Regions from separate parts of the Homo sapiens genome. Here region 1 is linked to region 2. The links are chromatin loops, found by intact Hi-C in ENCODE. Cell type or tissue: right lobe of liver. All regions are shown on one strand. Links, peaks and the distances in the headings refer to the core of each region. The heading gives the core; the rest is flanking DNA.

Evidence for each region. A loop is a pair of places that touch in the nucleus more often than their neighbours do. Peaks named below come from ENCODE experiments on the same cell type or tissue, not always from the same donor. Only the 100,000 strongest peaks of a DNase experiment are listed, where the experiment ranks them.
Region 1: it touches region 2 in a loop (2.4-fold over the local background); 4 of 110 quality-filtered maps call a loop at or near these places.

Annotation. Positions count from the first base shown.
Region 1 is chr16:82,025,769-82,037,081 of GRCh38, reverse strand. It overlaps HSD17B2 (hydroxysteroid 17-beta dehydrogenase 2), which reads right to left and starts at 1,829. Exons shown (of 5, transcript NM_002153.3): 1 at 1,393-1,829. The coding sequence starts at 1,657. In right lobe of liver, for the core only: CTCF peaks have their summits at 2,890 and 5,466; DNase peaks (open chromatin) are centred at 1,891, 2,931 and 5,161; H3K4me3 peaks cover 1,656 bases; H3K27ac peaks cover 4,864 bases.
Region 2 is chr16:82,082,657-82,093,969 of GRCh38, reverse strand. It overlaps HSD17B2 (hydroxysteroid 17-beta dehydrogenase 2), which reads right to left. Exons shown (of 5, transcript NM_002153.3): 4 at 2,931-3,068. Among named protein-coding and RNA genes, the nearest start is that of HSD17B2-AS1, 22 kb to the right of the region's middle. In right lobe of liver, for the core only: no CTCF peak of the experiment used is centred there; a DNase peak (open chromatin) is centred at 5,379; H3K27ac peaks cover 2,971 bases.

The DNA of each region.
Region 1 (11,313 bases), core at 1,260-9,259, 57 kb after region 2:
GGCTCACTGAGTTGGGTGCATATTTTGTGAGCATTAATTAACACCTGCATCTTGAAATGCAGAGGATAAAGAATGTTGACAAAATAAACAAGCAAGAAGGGATTCCCATTTTCTCAGCTACCCTGTGGTTTGCCTGAGCTCATCCTAAGGTTTCATAACAGAACAGGACACAGAACAGGAAAATTGAGACTCTCTTACAAATTTCACCGATAAGCCATTTGAGAATTCTAATAAAAAAGTGGAAAATCCAGCCAGACTCCCAGATACATGATTCCAGGTGATATCAGACATTCTTGCAGATAAACATCCCATTGACTGAATTTTCTCCCTCTAAACTTTCAAAAATTAATTTAAAGAAGCTTCTTTTCTGTGGCTTGTCTAACCCCAACAAGCACCAATTTGCATTTTGTTTCAAGAAAGCATTTTACTTTAACCCAAAAACAAAGTCTGTTTCTCTGCAAATTGTCAAGCCCCAGATTTTCTCCCAACCACATCCCCATGCCATTCTTGCCTTCACCCTGAGGATCATGGTCAGAGGGGTGATGATCTCCCCCAAATGATTCCACAGCTGATTTTTTTTTTATTTGGTAGGGCTTTCTGGGTTAGGATAACGCTGGATAATCCTAATTACAGCCCTATCCAAGCTTAAACTCCATAACCAAGCAAAAATTTTACAACTCAAAGAAATTTAATTTGGCCTCACACTTGCAATGGGGAAACACACACACACACACACACACACACACACACACACACACACAAACAAGGGAAAAACTGGCAGCTCAGCTAACAGGCAACTGAATGTTGGACACGATGCCAAGTTGGTCCAATTAAGAAACATTAGAGGTCTAATGAGGAACAGTTCAGACAGGACACAAGGTTCTTGACAGCAGCCAAGCAAACTGCAAAGTCTCCAGCCCAGGTAAGTGAATCCCTTCAATATTTCAAAACAGCAAGGGACAAGTAGAACTTGGCTTGTAAGCGTTCTTGCATACCTAGGGAAGAAGAGTCCAGGTGGAGAACCTGGCCAAACAATGATGTCAGAACAAAAGTCCATTTAAGCCTAAAAAACAATCTATGGGACATTCCTGGGTACAATAGAACACATGAAATATTGCCATTTTGCCTATTAATATTTATTCCTGGGAAATTTTAACAAAATCATTGTCTGGGTGCACTTCATCCTCTCCTTCCCTCCCACTACCAGCCCCTTCAAATGCACCTCCTGGAAAAAACGGAACGAAAACAGTGTCATGAAAAATACTTGGGTGAGGGCTTTCATTTACTCCATGCCAAGTATTTTATTTTTAAGCCAGATTTGACAAAGTCCTGCTAAGGCAAAGCAAGTTTCAGATCATACCCTCAGTGAAAATTGTAGCACCGTCTGCTTACCTGTCACCAGGACTGCCTTCTGATCCACAGGTAACAATTCTTGGCCAGATAAGTAAGTATACATGAGGAAGCATGACACCGAGAAGAGGATCAAGCCCCAAAAAGGGGACAGGATGAGCAGGCAGACTGCACAGAGGCCTGCCAGGCAGACCATCCAGCTCCACAGCTGCCCTGAGCTCTTCTTGTATTTGCAAAATACTGTCCCACATAGTACTGTGGGGACAGCCAGGCAGATCCATGCTGTGTCCGAGAAGAAAGTGCTCATTCTCAGTGACTTGCTGCACCTTCAAGTGCTCAGGGCCAGTGAGTCTAGCGGGCAAAGGCTGGCTGGAGGCAGCCTGAGTTCTGTGAACAGAGAGTCAAGAAGGGAGGGGAGAAAGCAGCCCCAGCCCCTTTCAACTGAGCATAGATTAAGCATAATCATATTCCCAGTGGGTAATTTAAACCAGTGTGCACTTCAACATAAATACCAAGGCACTTCCTATTTGACCGCTCTCGCCCCTCCCCACCCCCTGCATACACAACACATGCACATACTCACCCACAAACACACACCTTCTATTTTTTTTTAATGACAGTCCACCTCTGGAGCGATGACTAACTGGATAATAATTGACAGAATTTGAACTGCATGGAGAATAACAGGAAGATCCTCTAGCTCACAGGAAAATACTGTCTTCTTCAAGAGCCTGCAGTATGTCTGGGTGCTGAGTCCTTTTTCTGACTCGGGAGTGAGTGAGAGTGTGTGTGTGTGTGTGCGTGTGTGTGCATGCATGCATATAAATATAGGCAATCGATGAAGTTTGGAAAATAGATTCTGGAAGGGAAGGCACCTCTGATCTGGTCCATAGCTTCAGGACTCCTACAAATCCCAACTGAGGCAGGCTGAAGGGTTGGATGGAGAGGGATATGAAAGTAGAGGAAGATATTCCTTGGTAGAGGAAAGTGCTTTGGTCTTGCCTGAGTGGAAACATGCCAGGGAGAGATAATAATGACAATTAACTAATAGCGGCTAATATCTATTGGTAGTTTTTTGTGGCAGAGGCTGTGTATAGCTGCTTATTTGTTCTTTCTCTTTATTGTAAGCCTATTCTATGCCAGCCTCCATTCACTGGGACTCCTCTCATCCTCCTTGAATACAATATCCTTATGAAGTTGATTCTAGTATTATAGTAATTTTACAGGTGAGGAAACCAGGACACAGAGAGGGTAAGAGACTTAGTCAAGATCACACAGCAGTGGAGTCTTGCAGCCTGATCTCAGAGCTGTATGCCCCTAAGCATTCTATTCCACTGCCTGCTTTAGGCAAAAAAAAAAAAAAAAATTAGTGCATTATGTGCTAGATCTTTCCTACTTTCACCCCATTTCAACCTTATAAAACTGTTTGAGGTGGGTGTTATTATTATGGTCAGTTTACAGAGAGAAAAACTGAGGCTGGGAAAAAATAAATCCCTTACTCACAAGCGGCTTAAAAGCCAGCACTCTGCAACTACAGCACCACCTAACCGTGCTAAGCCAGAGAGGGGTCACCGCACCTGGGCTCAGGGCGTGCCCCATGTGGGCCACATGCCTGGCTGGAGGGAGGCAAGGTTGTGATAAAGGCTGGACTTTGGCATAGCTAGAGAGAAACATTCTCTATTTGAGGTCAGTTTCCCTCTATTCAAATCTAATCTTAACTCCACTACTTATTAATTACATAGTCTTGGGAGGGTCACTTCACCTCCCTAGATCTTCATCCCTTTGGCTATAAAATAATATCATATCCTGCCTGGAACAGTAGAAGGAACCTCATAAATGCTAGTGATTCATGTTTTTTAAACAGGAGGAGAATGAAGAATAAGAGGAAGTCGTGTAAAACAAAGTGTCCAGTGGAGTATAGACTTGTCTCAAAACACGTGCTGGAGTTAAATGAGGGGCAGGAGGAGGAAGGGAGAGGATGCCTTTTGTGGATGATGTTGGGGAGGCAGGACTCGGGAAGGAAGGGACCCAGCAGCGTATCCCCTGTAAAGGGAGGTGAGGCAGAGCCCACCTGGGCTCAAAGCCAACTCAAGACCCAAGGGAGAAGGGGTGGGAAGCAGTGTCTTGTGAACCATTACTGTGCTGTGGGACTGTGGGGTTGGACAACAAGGCAGTTATGAGGGTCTGCGTGGAGTGATGGCAACTGTTGTCTGCCCTCCCAGCCACATGGACATTTGAGTCAGGGAGACGTTACCAGCTCCAGGCCAGGAAGCTTAGGGGCAGGGATCTGGAATTGCCTTTGGCTAGCCCTGAACTCTCCCTCCCTCAACAGACCCCAATTCCTTCCTGGGTGCCATCTGAGCCACAGGGCACCTCTCACAATCCTTGTGGCCTCACCAGCCCAGAGCATCCTGGCAGTTAGCTCCGTTCGAAAAACAGCTTCCAGGTGGGGAGACAGGACTAGCTATGGCTCTTCGCTGAGAGTCTTGGCATTTGGTCAGTGGCTCCCACATTTGGGCTGAGCCAAACACCTGCGCAGGCTTCCTGCCAAGTGCACGCCCACTTGAGAGAGGTGGCTTTTCTCCTGGAGGCAGCCCTTGCGAGTTCCCAGACCTACTCTGTCCTGGGGCTCCCAAGGGGAGGGTAAAATCTATGAGCAAAAGCCACCCTCAGGCCACACAGAAGTCCCATGAAGGATACTCCCTGAGCCCTGATGGTGAAGGGGCTGAACAGTATTAAGAACATGAGCTTTCGGGTCTCACAGACTTCTAAATTGAGTTCGAATCCTGGCTTAGCTGTGAGGCACTGGGCAAGTTACCTGCCCTTCCTAAGCCTCAGTTTCCTCTTCTGTAAATTGGCGGTAGGAGGAGTCTTTCTTCCAAGGGCTGTTTTGAAAAGTGAATGACACCATTCTTGCATCGTCCCTGGCACTTACAGGCACTCATGGATGGTAGGCACTTTTCTCATTGTTGAGAGTACCCACTGCCTCTTAGCCTTTTTCCTCTGAGCAGAGAGAGAGGTTCTTGACAGCTACCTCCTCACTCATTTATTTCTTCTTTCAGTTCAGCACTCGGCTGTTTCCTTTGTCATCCTTCAGATATCTGCTTAAACATCACCTCCTGTCACCCAATCTGAGTATCTCCTATCAGCACGCTTTATTCATTGCCTTTGTTGCGCTTAGCTCAATCCACAATTATATATTTACTTTGATCAGTTTAAGAACGTTTTCTGTCTCCCCTACTAGACCATAAACTTCATGAGGGCAGGAACCTTATCTGTTTATTGTTTTTCCTTTACTGTTCACCACGTGCACAGTCCAGTGCCTGGCACATCACATGTACATAATTAATATTTGTTGGAAAAATATAGGAAGAATCACATCTCTATTGAGAGTCTTCTAGGTGGCCAGTTCTGCACCAGCCATGGAGGAATTCAGTAGTGAACAATATAGACCCGGTTCCTGGCCTTGCAGAGTTGAGGACGCAGTGCTTCCAGGAGGCCTGCTGCAGGAGCAGAGACTAGTGGGGGTGCACGGTGGTGGAAAGGAAGGCTATTTACCAGTTGGGGAATATATGGAATTGCAGAATCCCCAGGTGAGAACTAGCCCAATCCTTTCTAAGCCCTGAATGTCCTCATCCCAACCTCAGGGTCAGTCCATCTCAGAGCTACCGCTGAATGAAGATTTCCTGCATCCTATTGAGCTAAATCGTGTCCCTTGTTTGTCCCCACCATTTTGTCGTGAAGCTATTCTCGAGGCCATCATGGCTTGGCCAGTGTCCCCTTGCTTGCAGGCTTGCTCTCAGCCTTCCAGGGAAAAGGAGCCAATTGGACCAACTCATTCTTGCTAATGACGCCAGTGGGTCAATGTGTCATTTCCTCCTGCCAGCAGAGGGGCCTTTTGGAAAATGCCATCTGAAAACAAAACATCCTACCCAAAAGAAAGGATTGCCGCCCCCCCAAAAAAAATTGCTGGGCAAAAAATGCTGGGGAAAAAAAAATGCTGAGAATCCTCCAATGTACACTTTCTTAGAATTGGTGGATGTTGAGTTTAGAAGAGAACTTGAAGAAGGAACTTCCCATCTAAAATGGGAATTCCCTCTGTAACATCCCCACCAAGTGGTCATCTTGTCTATTGCCAGAACATCTCTGAGAACAGGCACTTCACTTCCTCTGAAGGCTGATTTTCCCATTCAAGATGGCTCGGGATATTAGAACATTCTCCTCTAGGTCAAATTCATCTTGACGTTTGTCTTCCCACTCCACGTGGAGTCAGAGGATGTCTTGTTCTATTTCTTTCAGATATTTGAAAGATATTTCAGAGCTCAAACATTTTTAAAATCACATTGTTACAATAATTGAAGAACATTTTCCTATGATGAGGGTAACATAATGACGGCATGATTTGCCAAGCAGAGAATGACTGTGTGTTGATGTCATAGTGACCCAAAGTTCAGGACATGGACAGGGTGGTACCAGCCATAACAGATCATCTCAGGGACATCACAGAGATCTTGTTGGTAATACGAGTTTTTTGTTCGTTTGTTGCTTTTTGAGCATTAGGGTGATAACTAATGTTTGGAGTGTTTGTGATTGCGCAAATATCATGTATTACATATTTATCTATTTTATACAGTGGGCAGGAGTGGGGAGACTAGGAGAAGATAGCCAGAACTTGGGGCTGGACCATGCCTTTTTTCTATCTTTGAAATAATACGTGGTAAAGATGTCTAAACTCCTCAATTATCATAAATTCCAAGTAAGTCAGATCTCATTTTTTTTTTTTTTTGTATAGGGTTTCAGGGATCTGCAGCCACTTCTCAGAATGGCATCCAATTACTTACATCTCCCCTGAAAGATTAGGCCCAGAACTGGGCACAATATTTTCAGTACAGTGCAAAGAACATAGAATAGAGTAAGATTATCACCTCCCCTATCCTTGAAGCTTTATTTTTGCTTATGTGTCCAAAGACTTATTTGCTCTTTTAACAAAAGTGCCCTATTCTTGACTACCACGGTGTTTGTTATCAAATAAAATTCGTTTTTATAGTTTCTGCGTCACTTTTAACTTTTTATAGTAAAATATCATACACATGAGGAGAAATTATCCAAAATATAAATAAATACCCATTCCTCCATAGTGATATAAATACATTATCAGCTAGGTGGATGAGAAGAGACAAATCTCACATGCTGAAGAATTATAAATAATGGACATAAATACTCCTTACCTCAAGGACTTGGAGTGTAACTCCCCATTAAGTGTGAACTACACATGGTAACTTTCTTCCAGAGTGCAGCATGAAAACAGAGAAACAGAGCAACGTTACCACGTAGAAACCAGACGAACACTACCCAGGTAGTGAGGGTCAGCACCAACAATGGCAAATCATGTTGATAGTATGATGTGATTTAAAAAAAAAAAGGCAACTTTATCATTGCAGAACATTCTATGAAATACCCAGCAAGTATTGGGTCAAGGCCATCAAAAAACAAGGAAATTCTGAGAAACAGTCACAGCAAAAAGAAGCCCAAGGAGACGTGACGACTAAATGTAATGTGGAAACCTGAGACAGAAAAGAGACATGAGGTAAAAACCAAGGAAATCTGAATACAGTATAGACTTCAGTTAATAATAATGTATTGGCCGGGCACAGTGGCTCATGCCTGTAATCCCAGCACTTTGGGAGGCCGAGGTGGGCATATCACGAGATCAGGAGATCGAGATCATCCTAGCTAACATGGTGAAACCACATCTCCACTAAAATTACAAAAAATTAGCCAGGCGTGGTGGCGGGCGCCTATAGTCCCAGCTACTCGGGAAGCTGAGGCAGGAGAATGGCATGAACCTGGGAGGCGGAGCTTGCAGTGAGCCGAGATCGCACCACTGCACTCCAGCCTGGGTGACAGAGCGACACCCCATCTCAAAAAATAATAAAATAAAATAAAATAATAAAAATAAAAATACTAATGTATCAGTATTGGTTTATGAATTGTGACAAATGCCTCAGTGTGAGGTCAGATGGAAATTCACATCACAACTTGGTATGTAACCAGGCTATTTGCAGAGTGGTGTGTGTGTGTGTGTGTGTGTGTGTGTGTGTGTGTGTGTATCTGTCTTTCTGGGGGCATGTATATGTGTATAAACCTGTATGTGTGTGCTTGTGCACAGGTGTACGTGTGTGTAGGTGTGCCTGTGTCTGTGTGTGTGTAAGTGAGGGTACGTATATCCATATGTAGGTATGTGGGTATTCGTGTATGTGTGTACATGCGTACATGTATGTTTATGTACACATGTGTGTAGAGTTGTGTGTCTGTGTCTGTGAGTGTACGTATGGGGTATGGGGCGGATGTGGGAAGCGTGTGGGGGTGTCTCCATTCATGTGTGTGTATATGTGTGTGTGCACATGCATGTGTAGATATGTGTAAGGGTGTTGTACAAGTGCACACATGCATAGGTGCGTGGATGTGCATGTGTGCAGGTATATCTGTATATTCGTGTGTGTCTTTGAGTGAATATATGTGTATGTATGTGCAAGTGTGTATGCATAAGTAGAAGTGTCTATCTCTGTATCTGTGTCAGTATATGTATGTGTGTGCATATGTGTACATAAGTAGATGTGTATATCTCTGTGTGTAGGTATATGTGTGTATGTGAATATACATGTAGATGTGTACATGTATCTCTCTGTGCTTAGGTACATGTGTGTATGTCCATGTGTCTATGTATATATAGATGTGTACATCTCTGTATCTGTGGGTAGGTATATGTGTATATGTGTATGTGTGTATATATGTAGATGGGTACATCTCTGTATCTGTGTGTAGGTATATGTGTGTATGTGCATGTGTGTATATATATAGATGGGTACATCTCTGTATCTGTGTGTAAGTATATGTGTGTATGTGCATGTGTGTATATATATATATAGATGTGTACATCTCTGTATCTGTGTGTAGGTATATGTGTGTATGTACATGTGTATATATGTAGACGTGAATGTGTGTATATATATATATATATACCTCTGTATCTATGTGTAGGTATATATGTGTGTATGCATGTGTGTATATACATAAATGTGTATCTCTCTGTATCTGTGTGTAGGTATGTGTGTGCATGTGTGTGTATATTTAGCTGTGTACATGCATCTCTTTGTATCTGAGGGTAGGTATACGTATGTATGTGCATGTGTGTATATACCTAGATGTGTATGTGTATCTCTCTGTATCTGTGTGTAGGTATGTGTGTGCTTGTGTGTATATATGTAGATATATACATGTATCTCTGTATCTGTGTGGGTATATATGTGTGTTTGCATGTGTGTATATATGTAGATGTGTATGTGTATCTCTCTGTATCTGTGTGTAGGTGTCTGTGTGTGCACGTGTGTATGTGTTTGTGCACATGCACTGCCAGCGAGTCAACCAGTCAGTCCACTTCCAACAAGTAGGCCTGCTCACAGCTGCTGGACCAGAGGAAGGCTGTTGAAGGCCGATGTGGGTTCCCTCCTTGCTCCATTACAGCTCTCAAGCCCAGCTGCTAAGCATCTCCTTGGGCTCTGCAGTCTGTAAACTGGGGATAGTATTAATAGTGTCTCCCTCATTGTGTTCTTAGGAAGGTCATGTGAGATAAATGCTGGTCAAATGTCAAGTACAGTGTCTGGTCCAGATTTCTCATTCAATAACACTTGACTTCAGGAACCTCCTCCCGACTGATGGGTCAGAAATTACCCTGACTTGCATGTTCTTTACTCTTCCTATGGGTTTCTATTTGTGGAGACTGCTCCCTAGCCAACTTTGCCTTTATCTGCCGCTTATGACTATAAATCAAAAAATGAAGCAATAAGGGTAGGGTGAGGCAATCCACTGAAATTAAACATTAATAGATTTACCTGATGATTGGCTTTTAGTCCACTCCCTGATTCATCAATTATTTGCTAAATGTTTATTCCGGACCAATAATTAGAGATACAGACCCCTCCTTGCCCTTGAGGCTTGCGTGTGCGTGACGAGTAAGGCACGCTCCTGCATGCCTTTGTGTTCCATACACAGTGAATCAGTGAATTCTGTTAGTAAAACACAGATTGAAAGATCCCTGAACTCTGTCTCGATTTACTCGCTTGGATACTGACAAGGACTCTCTGTCTACACAACTTTACTTCTCCTAAATACATTAAGAGATCCACATGTATAAAAATATTTCTGCCCATGTGTCCCAGTATTTTTCTCTCTCTCTTTCTCTTTCTCTCTCTGTGTCTCTCTTCCTCCCTCTCTCTCTCTCTCTCTCTCCCTCTTTTCTTATTCTCCCTCCTAAATTTCTTAAATTTTACATCCACCATCTCCACTTCCTTTCCTCATTCTTGGAAAGGAACAGAGTGTGAGAATTCTACCCTGAACAGGGGGAGCTCATAGAATGGATGCCCCTCTATTACTAGGCTGAATGTTTTTCCAGCCCCTTTCAACAGCAGAGGGGAGTCCTTGCAACCCCTTCCACATTGGTCAGCCAAGCCAGAGCAACCCTCTGTCAGGGCAGTGATGATAGCGTGACCTCCTGAAGTGGTTCTTAGATGGCGTCTGGAGAGAGTGCTCACTTTCCCTGGTCCATGGTGAGAGGACATCAGCAGGAAGGACAACATATTGAATTTCCGTAAGAAAATTCACCTCACTGAAGGGACTGACTTCAGAGATGATAGCCTTCCTCCTCTTTCAGGCATTAAAATAGCTTTTTGTATATGAGACCACTGTGGTAGGTGATCACACTTAACGGTTGTTGCTGTTTGATGCCCTTACTTGGCAAAATTAAAAGTTGGCAAGCCTACATGACTTCCACAGTTTTGGTAAGAAATCTTAACCAGCATTCAAAGTTCAAAGGTATGGGAGCCCCACTGATGTACAACATGGTGGCTTTGAGTTAGAACGACCTGGGTTAGAATTCCAACTCTGCTACTTAATTGACAATGAGCCCTGCTCTCTCTGCTCTGAGCCACTACCTGCTCACCAATACTGCAGATAATAATACCTAACTTTTATTGGCTATAAGGACAGTCTGTGTAAATGGTCTGTCATGTCACAGTTTTCCATGGCAGCAATTATCACAAGCGTCTTTTTGGTCCCAACAAAAATTCCTGCAGTCTAATTCTTTCTGGTTTCTGTCCTTTCTTCTTTGGTCTTACAACTTGAGAAATAGAAGCTGAAGGCAACTGATATACAACTTTGGCACAGATAGTCATGGCCAAGGTTCACAGAAGGAAACACACTTGTATCTGTATCTCCAGAAGGGATATTAAACCTAGGATGAGACTATTAGAAAGAAGATATTTAAATATTTGGGAGCACAGCTGAATACCAAAAGTAAATTACATCATAAGCCAGATGTTGCAGGAACTTCGTTTTTTTGTTTTTTTTGTTTTTTTGCCTGAAGGAAAAGTTTTAGTTCATAAAGGAAACGATGAGCAGAATTGCTATCACAAAATAGCAATTCATGGTTCATGGTTAATTAAAATGAGCCCATTTGAAAATAATCAAAGATGTGCGCAATGATTTATAAAGAGAGTTGTTCATTTCAGTGTTATTTATCATATGTAAAATGCAGAAACATCCTCAATGGCTTATCATAAAGGATTTGTTATATAAATTACGGTACTTTCATTTGATAGACTGCTATACAGCCATTAAAAATCATGTTGTTGAAAATGATTGCAATATTTTCTAAGCAAGGAGAGCAGGTTACAAAGTAGAATGTATAGTATGGTCATATTTTATGTCGTTATAACACAGATATCAGCTGAACGCTTCTAAACTTTAGGATCCAGATAAGATAGGCTCAAATGCCCAGTTCTATGGTCTTGAGAAGCCTTGCCAAGACTTCTTCAATTTCCTAGGGAACTACCTTCTCACAGGTCCTTCTGCCTCTTGTCAGCCACTGCTTTGCTATGCCATTCTGACTTCAGTGTGAAACTCAAC
Region 2 (11,313 bases), core at 984-8,983:
TCCACCAGCACCAGGACAGTTTATAAATGCCATGGCAATGTCCAGAAGTTGCTCTGTATGGTCTAAAAGGGGGAGGAACCCACAGTTCCAGGCCATCCCTCCCACTTTCCCAGAAAACTCATGAATAATCCACTCCTTGTCTAGAATATAATCAAGAAGTAACTATAAGTATACTCAGTCAAGCAGTCCATGCTGCTGCTCTGCCTAAGAAGTAGGCATTCTTTTATTCCTTTACTTTCTTAATAAACTTGCTTTCACTTTACTCTACAGATTCACCCCAAATTCTTTCTCACACAAGATCCAAAAACCCTCTCTTGGAATCTGGATCAGGAGCCCTTTTTGGTAACAATTTCACTCTGCAGCATGTGTCATGGGAAAATTCAAGCACACAAAAACCAAAGTACATGTACCAGAAAGTTCATAGCTGCATTGTTCATACTTGTTCAAACTAGAAGGGACTCAAACATCCCATCAACAGTAGAAAATCATGGCATATTCACAGAATACTGCACAGCAATGAAATGAGTGGACTACAGCTACACACAGTGCAGATAAATTGTCTAATCAGAATATTGAGTGAAAGAAGCCAGACACAAAAGGATACATACATATTGATTCCATTGAAAGTGCAAAAGCAGTTAAAGTCAAATGCTATTAAGTGGGCTGGATGTGACTCTACAAAGAAAAGCAAATAAATGATCATTACAAAAAGTAAGAGGTGATTACCTATTGGGAGGTTGGAGAGGGCTGTGATGGTAGAGGATCATATAGGGGCTTCTGGGTGTTGGTAATGTTTTATTTTTTGATCTGGGTGTTAAGTACAAGAGGATTTATAATAATTTGTTGAACCCTGTGCGTATAATGCTTTTTTCTGTTTATATATTTCTCGATTTTAAAAATTAAGATCAACATCAGTAAAGAATGTATGGTAAGTGGGTGAGAACAGCTCTCCAGAACTATTATGCATAGCAATTATACTGAATCTCCAAAATCATAACCTAACTGCAGGATTGCTCTCTCGTCTAAATGGAATTTTACATCTGTGTGTTGGAATTCTCTTTGGGCTGTGTCACCAAACACTCAATCCTCCTGCCAGATTCAAAATCAAATTCACCATTTCCCTCTTGTACCAGCTCTCAAGCAGCTTCCCTCTCTTTGTATCCCAGTCTCTCAGTCCAACCAGCACATTTGGCTTCACCTCTGACCCATGTCTCTTCTCCATCTCCTCTCCTCAATTCTCCTCCCAACCCAGGGAGTCCCCAAGTTGGAAACCCATCTCAAGACTTCATCTTCTCTGCATTTCTATCGCCCTGGTCCTGCCTGTCATCGTGTTGACCCATATCCCTTTCTCTGGGTCTCTGTCCCTTTCTCTGAGTCTTGCACCCCCTCTGCAACCTTAGGAGGTTCTCAGCTATCAAGTGTTTCAAGCCAAAATTTCAATATTTCTGTATAGATTTTATCTTTTGCATTTGGGATAACATTCAAACCTTTAGGGTTTGTTCTTTCGTGCATTTAGCAATACCTCCCAGTCTGTGGTCTTTTATTAGACATACTTTTTACATCTTCACTTGAATCATCGGTTAAATGTTTGATGGCCCAGAACTGAAGACTGAGCCTTGGGGTAGGCTGCCTCTTCCCAGAGTTCAGATATGCAGGGAGGGGAGTGGAGAGAAGGGCCTTCTCCTCTTGGGGTGGAGGGGAGGTGGGTCATATTCTTCAGAGGGAAGGAGAAAAATATTGTTTCTGAAATATAAAGAAGCTGGGGAAGGAAACCTTCTTGGCCAATGGCAGCAAAAGACTAATAAATGTTACTCTGACTATCTGCTCAAACTTTTAGATGAAAATAAGCTCTGAAGCCAAATAAAGAAACCTAGTATGAAACTAATGGATTATACATTGTTAAACAGGTTTGGGTGGGGCAATGAAAATAATCAAAATTGGTGAGAGTCAGTTAGGGACCATTTTTGAGCTGCGTTCCCACAGACCAAATACAACTCTACCATTGAGGGAGGGAGTGTGTGTCCCAGAAAGGTCCCGCTCAGAGCAGGCACCAGGGGACCAGGGTTCTAACCCAGTGTGGCCTCTGCTTGCTGATGACTTATAAGCCAACGCAATTCCTTTGTGAAAGGAAGCAGGGGTGAAGCCATACATGGAGAGCATGGCACTTAGAAGAGGCCCATGCAACCCAAGCCCTGCTGGGTGGACACTGAGAGCTGGAGAGCTCTGGATGCATGACAACCCCTTCCCAACCCCCTGCACTAAGAGACTTAACGAAACTCCAGCACAGTTTCTAGCAGCATAAGGCCCTGTCCCTTGGATAACACCAGCCCCTCCCTAAAATGCCTGCCTAAGAAGGCTCAACCTTGCCAGAAAATTTTACTATTTGTTCTATCCAAGACATCCCTGAGAGGTCCCTGACTTCCCTTTCCTGAAATACTTACTAAAAAAGAACTTTAAATTGTAAATATATAGCTCTTGCAATGCAGAAGCATTTCTCTCCAGGATCTGAGAGCCATTCCTTTGGAACTGAATCATCAAGGATCAGACCTCTGTTTCTCTGTCTCTGTGGGAAGACAGAATCTGGACTTCTTTAATTGCCAGCTGGCAGACACAGCTGGCCCCTCTGCATGGACACTGATGGACCCTTGTACTTTTTCACTAATCTGACTTACTGAGCCATGCTTTCCCCTCTCCCTGGTTTTCCTTTTAAAATGTTTAAAACACCTTCGCACAAATCAGAATGGAGCTTAGCTCTTTCCCCTACTGTCAGCAGTTACTGAATCAAACCTGTTTTCACCCCTTTAACTGATCTCTGGCTGTGCTCATCTTTGACAACAATGAGGGGTTCAATGTGTGCTCTGTCAGACCAAGAGGACCTTCGGGGTTCCTTCCAGGATGAACATCACAGGTTCTTGGGCTCAGAAACCTACTTGTTAGGAAGCCTCCAGGTTGGATGGAAGCAACTTTAATTCCCCACTTGGAAAGCTCCAGTCTCATAACTGATGAGAACATGGTCACAGCCGCCTTTGATGAGCCATAAGATGCCAGCCTTTCCATTGGGGCCCCTCCTATGGGAATAATGGGAGAAAAAGAAGCAAAGTTAGAAATGTTCATTTGTTCATCCAATAAATATTTAATCAGTGTCTACTGTATGTAGGAACTGGTATCAGTGACTTGGGCAGACAAAGGCAGGCAAGGCCCCCTGAGCCCAGGTGAGCAATGTTCTTGCTCATTCCCACAGTGTAGCTTCATTTGCTTCTGCCTTCTTTGGCTCCCCTATTGCAGCTGGTATGATGACAAACCAAGTTGAAGGCTCAATCTTGTCCAACTCCTAAGCAAAATGTAATTTAGGGCTGGCCGCAGTGGCTTATGCCTGTAATCCCAACACTGTGGGAAGCCAAGGTGGGCAGATCACCTGAGGTCAGGAGTTTGAGACCAACCTGGCCAACATGGTGAAGCTCCGTCTCTACTAAAAACACAAAAATTAGCCAGGCGTGGTGGCGCATGCCTGTAATCCCAGCTACTCATGAGGCTGAGACGTAAGAATCGCTTGGACCCCAGGGGGCAGAGGTTGTAGTGAGCTGGGATCACGCCACTGCACTCCAGCCTTTCGAAAGAGTGAAACTCCGTCTCAAAAAAAAAAAAAAAAAAAAAAAAAAAAAAAAAACAATGTAGTTTAGGTAAGATGAAGAGCACCTACCGACCAGGCCCTGATCTTCTAGCCTGACCAACATACCTTCTGAGGTTCCTGGTAAACATATCTTTTTGTGGGGAGGAGGGTCCACTATTCAACCCACTACAGCACCTGTAATCGAACAGATTGTGCTCAATACTTGTTGCAACGAGGAATAACATACATCCTGGGAAATGGTGGGGCATCTCTTTAAGAGGATGTGAGAAAGGACTTATTCTAGGGCTAGAGCAGATGCTCTGTTTCCCACCTAAATCATATTTAGCTTAGAAGCTGGTGAGATTGAGCCTTAAACTGAGTTTGTCACTGGACCAGCTATAAGGAAGTAATGGAAGGCAAGATCAAAGGAAGCCAAGAAAGGGAGTGATCCACTTGGAATAAGAGTCTCTGAAGATGTCACTGAGGCAAGGATCTCTAGGAAAGGCCATCCTGGATTAGGATGGGCCCTAAATCTAATTAATGATGGGTGTCCTTATCAGAGACAGAAAAAGAGAAGGCACAAGGGAGAAGGCCACATGAAGATGGAAGCAGAGATTTGGGTTATGTTGCCCAAGCCAAGGCACACCTAGGGCCACCAATAGCTGAAAGGGGCAAGGACAGATTCTTTCCCAGAGCCTCGAGAAGGAGCACAGCCCTGCTAACACTTGGTTTAGACATCTGGCCTCCAGAACTACGAAAGAAAAAATTTCTGATGTTTTAAGCCACTCCGTTTGTGGTGATTTGTGACAGCAGCCCCAGAATATGAATTGAGGTGCATTCCTGGTGGTCTTCAGCAGGAAGACACTGATGTTATGAAGGAGCAAAGACAGTAGGGCTCACAGTGCCTCATGAAGTCTCACACGAAGACTAGACCCATAACAACAGGGCTCCCAGGCTTGGCAAAGATTTCCCAAGTGAAAGAAGCATCCACTGGGTGAATGGATAAGCAAACTGTAGTCCAGCCATATGATGGAACACAACTCAGCCATAAAAGGGAATGAACTTGATACATGTAACAATATGGATGTCTCAAAACAATTATGGGCAGTGAGAGAGCCAAACACAAAAGGGTATGTACTCTTTGGTATAATTCCCTTCATGTAAAGTTCAACAAATGCAAATTAATCTCTAGTAAAACAGATCAGTGGTTACCTGAAGGGTGGGGGTGCTATGAACATTGTGCCCACCCCCATCAAAATTCGTATTTTGAAGCCCTAACCCCTAGTGTGATGGTATTTGGAGATGGGGCCTTTGGAAGGTAATTAAGTCCTGAGGGTGGAGCCTTCATGATGAGAGGGATTAGTGCCCTTTTAAGAAGAGACACCAGTGAGCTTATTTATTCTTTCTCTCAGACAATTGGTGAGCTAGTAATTTATTGTCTCTCAGACAATTGAAGAGCTAGTAAATTCCTCTTCCATTTTTGGTGTAAGCTAACTTGGGGTTTGGCCCTGTCACTTAAACACAAAAGGTCCCAAGGCTTAACTGATATAATTTTAACACGATGTCTGGCATCAAGCAGACTCTCATTAAACTGGTTAATCTTGCCACAGATGGCCAGCGGATTTTTATGTAAGTGATTTATAGTTTCATGAAATCTTAGCGTTTGAAATCCAACTCCTTTCTATTACTAATAAGGGAGGCCAAAGAAGTTACAGCAACTTGTTCAAAATCACAGCATGGGCTGTGTGGCAATCCCAGTTCGTGGGGTTAGCCAGAGTTCTCACTTCTCCATGACCTTTATAGATGTTGAAGGTTGGTCAGATAGAAGACAAACAGGTTAGCAGAGGAGCCAACACTGACTGCATTCAAATCCTAGCTCTGCCATTGATTAGCCACCTGTTAGCAGGATAGTCACTTTATATTTGGTCTCTGCCTTTTTATCTGTAAATTAATAATGATGGTCCATGCATCATAGGATCGTTGCGAAAGTTAAATTAATAATATATTAGAATAGTGCCTGGCACAAAGTAGCTCCATATAAGGGCTTTCTACCATTAGTGCTACTCAGGCTTTTCAAAATAATATCTCAATAGCCCAAAAGGCTCCATATGTTCACGGTTTCTTAGAGTAATAAGTGCACCTGCTTCAGAATCTCCAGCAGCCGTTGTTTACTATGTGGATTACTAAGAGCCACCCTGGACCCACTGAATCAGAATCTGCACTTAATACTTATTCAAGTAATCTTTTGAATATTAAACCTTGAACATTAGAGTTTTGTCACATATTTGTGCACATGAGCTTTTGTGATAATGCACTGCCTTATGGGTAAGCGCTGTGGTTTGAATGTGTCCCTCCAAAAGCGTATGTTGAAACTTAATCCCCAATGAAACAGTGTTAGGAGGTGGGGTGCACCAAGAGGTGATTAGGCGTTGAGGATGGGGTGAATGGATTAATGCCATTATCTTGAGAGTGGGGTCGTCATAAAAAGGGGATTTTGGCCCCCTTTCGCTCTCTTTCTCTTTCTCCCTCTCTCTTGCCCTTCCACCTTCTGCTGTGGAACAGCACAGCAAGAAGACCCTCACAAGATGCCACCCCTTTGATCTTGGACTTTCCAGCCTCTAGAACCAAGAGCCAATCAATTTCTGTTCATTATAAATTACCCAGTCTGCAGTATTCTGTTATAGCAACACAAAACAGACTAAGACATGACATATGAAGTTTGTTGACAGTAGATCATATACCACATTGACAATCTAAACAAAAAGCATGCTTTGAATCAAACATTTAAGACTCATTTGTCTTTTGCATTAATTTGAACCCTGCAAGAACTGCCAATATTAGACCATGTCTTACCTATGAAATGGCAGTATTGTATGGTTCAACCTCATCCATCCAATCTTGCCGTTAATGTTTAAGATGACGTAAGATGAGATAAATATAGGTGTCCAAAGTTGCTGATTAAGAGCCGCTGTGTCTTAAGGCTTTTTGACGTTATGTAACCCTTCATTGTCTGTCCAGTTACAGCCTCTAATTTTTTAATTTAACTTTTAATTTTCTCAAGGTAAAAACACTTAATGTGAATTCTACTTTTTTAACATATTTTTTAAGTGTGCTATACAGCTTTGTTAACTATTGGCACAATGTTGTATAGCAGATCTATGTAACTTATTCCTCTTGCATTACTCAGACACTTTGAATAACCTAACATTAGGTAACTTAAGAGAACACACCTTGTTATGGACTTAATGTTTGTGTTTCCCAAAAATTCCTATCTCAAAGCCCTAATCCTCAAGATAGCTGTATTTGGAAATGAGGACTCTAAAAAAGTAAAGTTAAATGAGATCAGAAAGATGAGGCCCTTGATCCAACAGAATTAGTGTCCTTATAAGAAGAAACACCAGACACCTCACACTCTCTCCTTGAACATGCACCAAGGAAGGGCTATGTGAGGACACAGCAAGAAGGTAGTTGTCTGTAAACCAGGAAGAGAGCCCTCACCAGAAAACCAACCATGCTGGCATGCTGATCTGGGACTTCTAAACTGCATAACTGTGAGAAAATAAATTTGTGTTGTTTAGGCCACACGATTTGTGATATTTTATTGTGACAGTCTGAGCAGACTGACATACGTAGTCAACAACAAGACCTGCCTTAATCAATAATGTACAGAACTATGGACTCTTTCCACTCTTCCTAGACGTAGACTGCACCCTTTCTATCCTTACTTAGCATAGGCACGAAAAATCATCCCCTCTTCTAAGTCATATTCCCCCGAATGCCTCTGTGAACTATTCAGTCAATTTGTTCCCTGGGCTGTGTTCCCTTACCTGGCAGGGGAATAAATTCAGCATTCACTTTGTTGATTATTCTGGTGGTCATTTTATTTCCTTTACATTGTGATATATTGTTGACAGTAGGCTAAAAATAAGGGACTTGAAGTTACCATTCTGAAGCTTACAAAAGAATTGTGAAGACCCTCTCTCTCCCCACCGTATGTGTACTTAGCATCATGTTTTCAAGGTTCATTCATGTTGTAGCGTGTATCAGTACTTCACTCTTTGTAAAGCTGAAAAATATTCCTTTATATGGATATGCCACATTTTATTTAGCCAGTGATCCTTTTATGTATTCTTAAGTTGTTTCTACCTTTGGCTATTGTGAATAATGTTGCTATGCCCATCTATGTATGAGTGAGTTTTTGTTTGAACACCTCTTTTCTATCTCTTACATATACACCCAGGAGTAGAATTGCTAGGTCACACAGTAATTCTAAGTTTAACTTACTGGGGAACTGCCAAATGTTTTCCACATCTGCTGAACCATTTTATATTTCTACCAGTAGTATAAGAGGGTTCCAATTTCTCCACATTCTCACCAACATGTGTTTTTTCTGTGTGTTTTTTTTTTATTATAGCCATCTTAGGGTGTATATTATATTATGGTGGTTTTTCATTACGGCCATTTTAGGGGGTATGTTATCTTATTGAGGTTTTGATTTCTAGCAATTGTGTATTTAGAAGCCCTCCGGTGATTCTGATGCATCTCAAGCTTGAAAATGTGGTCCGGGGATTAGTACCGCCAACATCACTCAGGAACTAGTTATAGACATGCAGAATCTTAGGCTCCACCCAGACCAACCCAGTCAGATTCTGCCTTTTAGCAAGATCTCCAAGTGATACCCACATATGTCAGTGTTGAGAAGCAATGGAGTAAGAGACAGCCCTAAATTGCCAACACTTCCTGATTACCATTTAAACAGAACAGAGTTAGGGTTTTTTTTTTTATGCCCCTCCTTGTCTGACATGTTCTTGCTTAACAGCCTGGAAAAGTAGAAAGCACATAGTACTTGGAGTAAAACAGATCCCGGTTCATATCCTGACTTTATCACTTACCAGTTACACAAACTTGGGTTACAGAGTGCTTGATCTAGAAAATTAATTAATATCTGCATTCTGTGGATGTTAGAATGAATTGACTATAGGCATGTAAATCTCTCACACAACCCAGCATGAGGAGGTTCACTCAGTCTTGCTCTACCCACTTTCCCCCTTGTCCCACAATCTCCCTAAAGAGTGTCAGGGAAGAAAATCTCAGCCTAGGCTTCCCATCTTGCCACTGAGCAGCTGAGAGACTGGCTGAATGACTTGCCAAATGATTCTTTTAAGGCAGCTGGCTCAGCAAGGAAAAGTCCAGGAATGATCCCACAGTCTGGACTGAGACAGAACTCAAGGCTGAAACTGTGAACTCTTCTAGATCTTTTAATTTGTAGACTTGTAAGAATCTCTAAGATTGCTTGCTTTGGTATAAAGTAATTCTGAAGTATTTTAAATAGCTTGGGACGGCCTCAGTAGCTCATGCCTATGATCCCAATACATTGGGAGGCCAAGACAAGAGGATTGTTTGAGGCCAGGAGTTCAAGACCGTCCTAGGCAACAAAGTGAGACCCCATGGCAAAAATAAATTAGCAGATGTGATGGCATGTGCCTGTATTCCCAGCTACTCAGGAGACTGAAGTGGGAGGATCGCTTGAGCCCAAGAGTTCAAGGTTATAGAGAGCTACTATCGTGCCACTGCACTCCAACCTGGGCACCAGAGGGAGACCTGTTTTAGAGGGGTTTATCTTCAACTCTTCTTATTCAAGCATAGCATGCAATTATACACAGGTGTTTACTCTGCGATTTCTGGAGGAAAACTGGCCCGAGAAAGGTTTTGGGCCTCAAACAGAACAATTTTCCAACTGTCCTTTGTACAATTAGAATTGTTTTCCACTTCCTCTAATTCTAGGTAAAAAAATAAAAAAAATAATAATAAAAAGAACAGTTTGATGTGGCAGGCAACTGTGATTACTCTCTCTCCGTTGAGAGGTCCCTTTTACTTGGATATTTCCTATATACCAGTAACTGTGCTAAGCACTCAAAACCCATGGTTCATTTAAATCTGCAGCCAAGATCAGAGGTTTTCAACTGGGGGTGATTTTGCACCCCAAAGATCATGGGAAATATCTGAAGACGTGTCACAATTAGGGGTGGGTGCTACTATTATCTAGTGGGTCAAGGACACATATGCTGTTAAACACCCCGTAATGCACAGGACAGTGCCCTTACAGAAAGAATTCTCCCCACCAAAATGCCAGTAGTGCCAAGGTTGAGAAATATTGCCCTGGACTCAGGTGCTACATGACCCTCATTTGAAGATAGAGACATGACAAGTAAGGTGACCTGACCCAGGTCACCCAGCTAGTAACCGAAGAGCAAGATTTAAGCCACAATGACACAAAATCTCTGAGGCCTGGGTCATTTTAGCAGGGCTTGTTTTTGAGCATAGCATGCAATTGCACACAAGTGTTTATGCGAACATTTCTGAAGAGCAAAACTGGCGACTTTAGGCCTCAAAGAGAAAGATTTTCCAACTGCTCTTTGTACCATCAGAGTTGCCTCCCATGCCTCTGATACTTGGTTAAATATTTATCCAACTGCCTTGCTGGGATTTGGGTTAAAGAGCTATGCTATTTATGTGGGAGGGATAATCAACATGTTATTACAATGGGGAAAAGTCTCCTGTAGTAGACATGGTCAAATCTGGAAGGAGTTACCTGTTGGGGTCATCTCCTCAGGAGCTAGTAAGTGACGGGGCAGAGGATGAAGGGTAATTCGGTGTCACAGTCAGAGGTGGTGATACCAGCAGCTGGCAGATTAAGAAGCTGCAAGCATACAGACTGTCAGCTGCTGCCCCAGATCCTCATGGTGGGATGGTTTTTGGGTCGCTAATGCTACTGGACCATTCACTGCATGCCAAGCACAAGACTGATGCTTAAACATGTGTTATTTCATCTCATCTCTCCATGGACCCCAGAAGAAGCAATTACTATTATCCTTATCTTATAATGAGGAGGCTGCAACTCAGAGGTTCAGAACTGTTCCCAAGGTCACGCAGTTGTCATTGGTAGAGACCGGATTAAAACCCGGGCAGTCTGTCTTCATTCTGCTTGCCTGGCATCCTAGAAGATTCTTACCTGTATTCCTACATGATGTCTTTTACTCTTTCCCTTTCATGTTCCTTTCTTTAGGGATGGAAGATGTAGGAGGGAAGGACACCGGAGGGAAGGACATGGTTGACTCTAGATTGCATTTCTTAGAGAAGAACTTAAAGAAGTAATGTTTCTCCCCATCCCACTCCTGGAACTTCCCACCCGTAGGAGTGTATTTAGAAGACATGGGTTATGTTGACTTTATTTCCACACAAGAATGGGAGTTGGGCTGGAACAAGCATCTAACAGTGGAGCTAGTAGAAAGCAAAAAATGGTCAATAAGGTACCACTGGGAAGAGCATCTGAGACCCTTTGACTTAGTGTTTGATGTGGTGGTAACATATGTTTACACTGAGTCACCAGGGAAGGAGGTGGCTTGGTGAGTCAGAACATGAAACTAAAGTTCAAGTTCAAGTTCTAGCTTACAGGCCAGTCACTGAACCCTTCTGACCTTGGTTTTTATAACTGAAAAATGAGAATAGCAACATTACATAGGTTATTGGGGTCATATACCTGAGAGCATTCAACAAATGCCTGAAATGTAATGGATCCTTCATAATAACTCTTAATGTTTATTAGGTGTCTACTATATGCCAAGCACTGTTCTGAGCGTTTTAACATCAGCTCTGAATGTATTTAATGGTCACAACTGTCATAGGAGGTAGATTCTAGTATT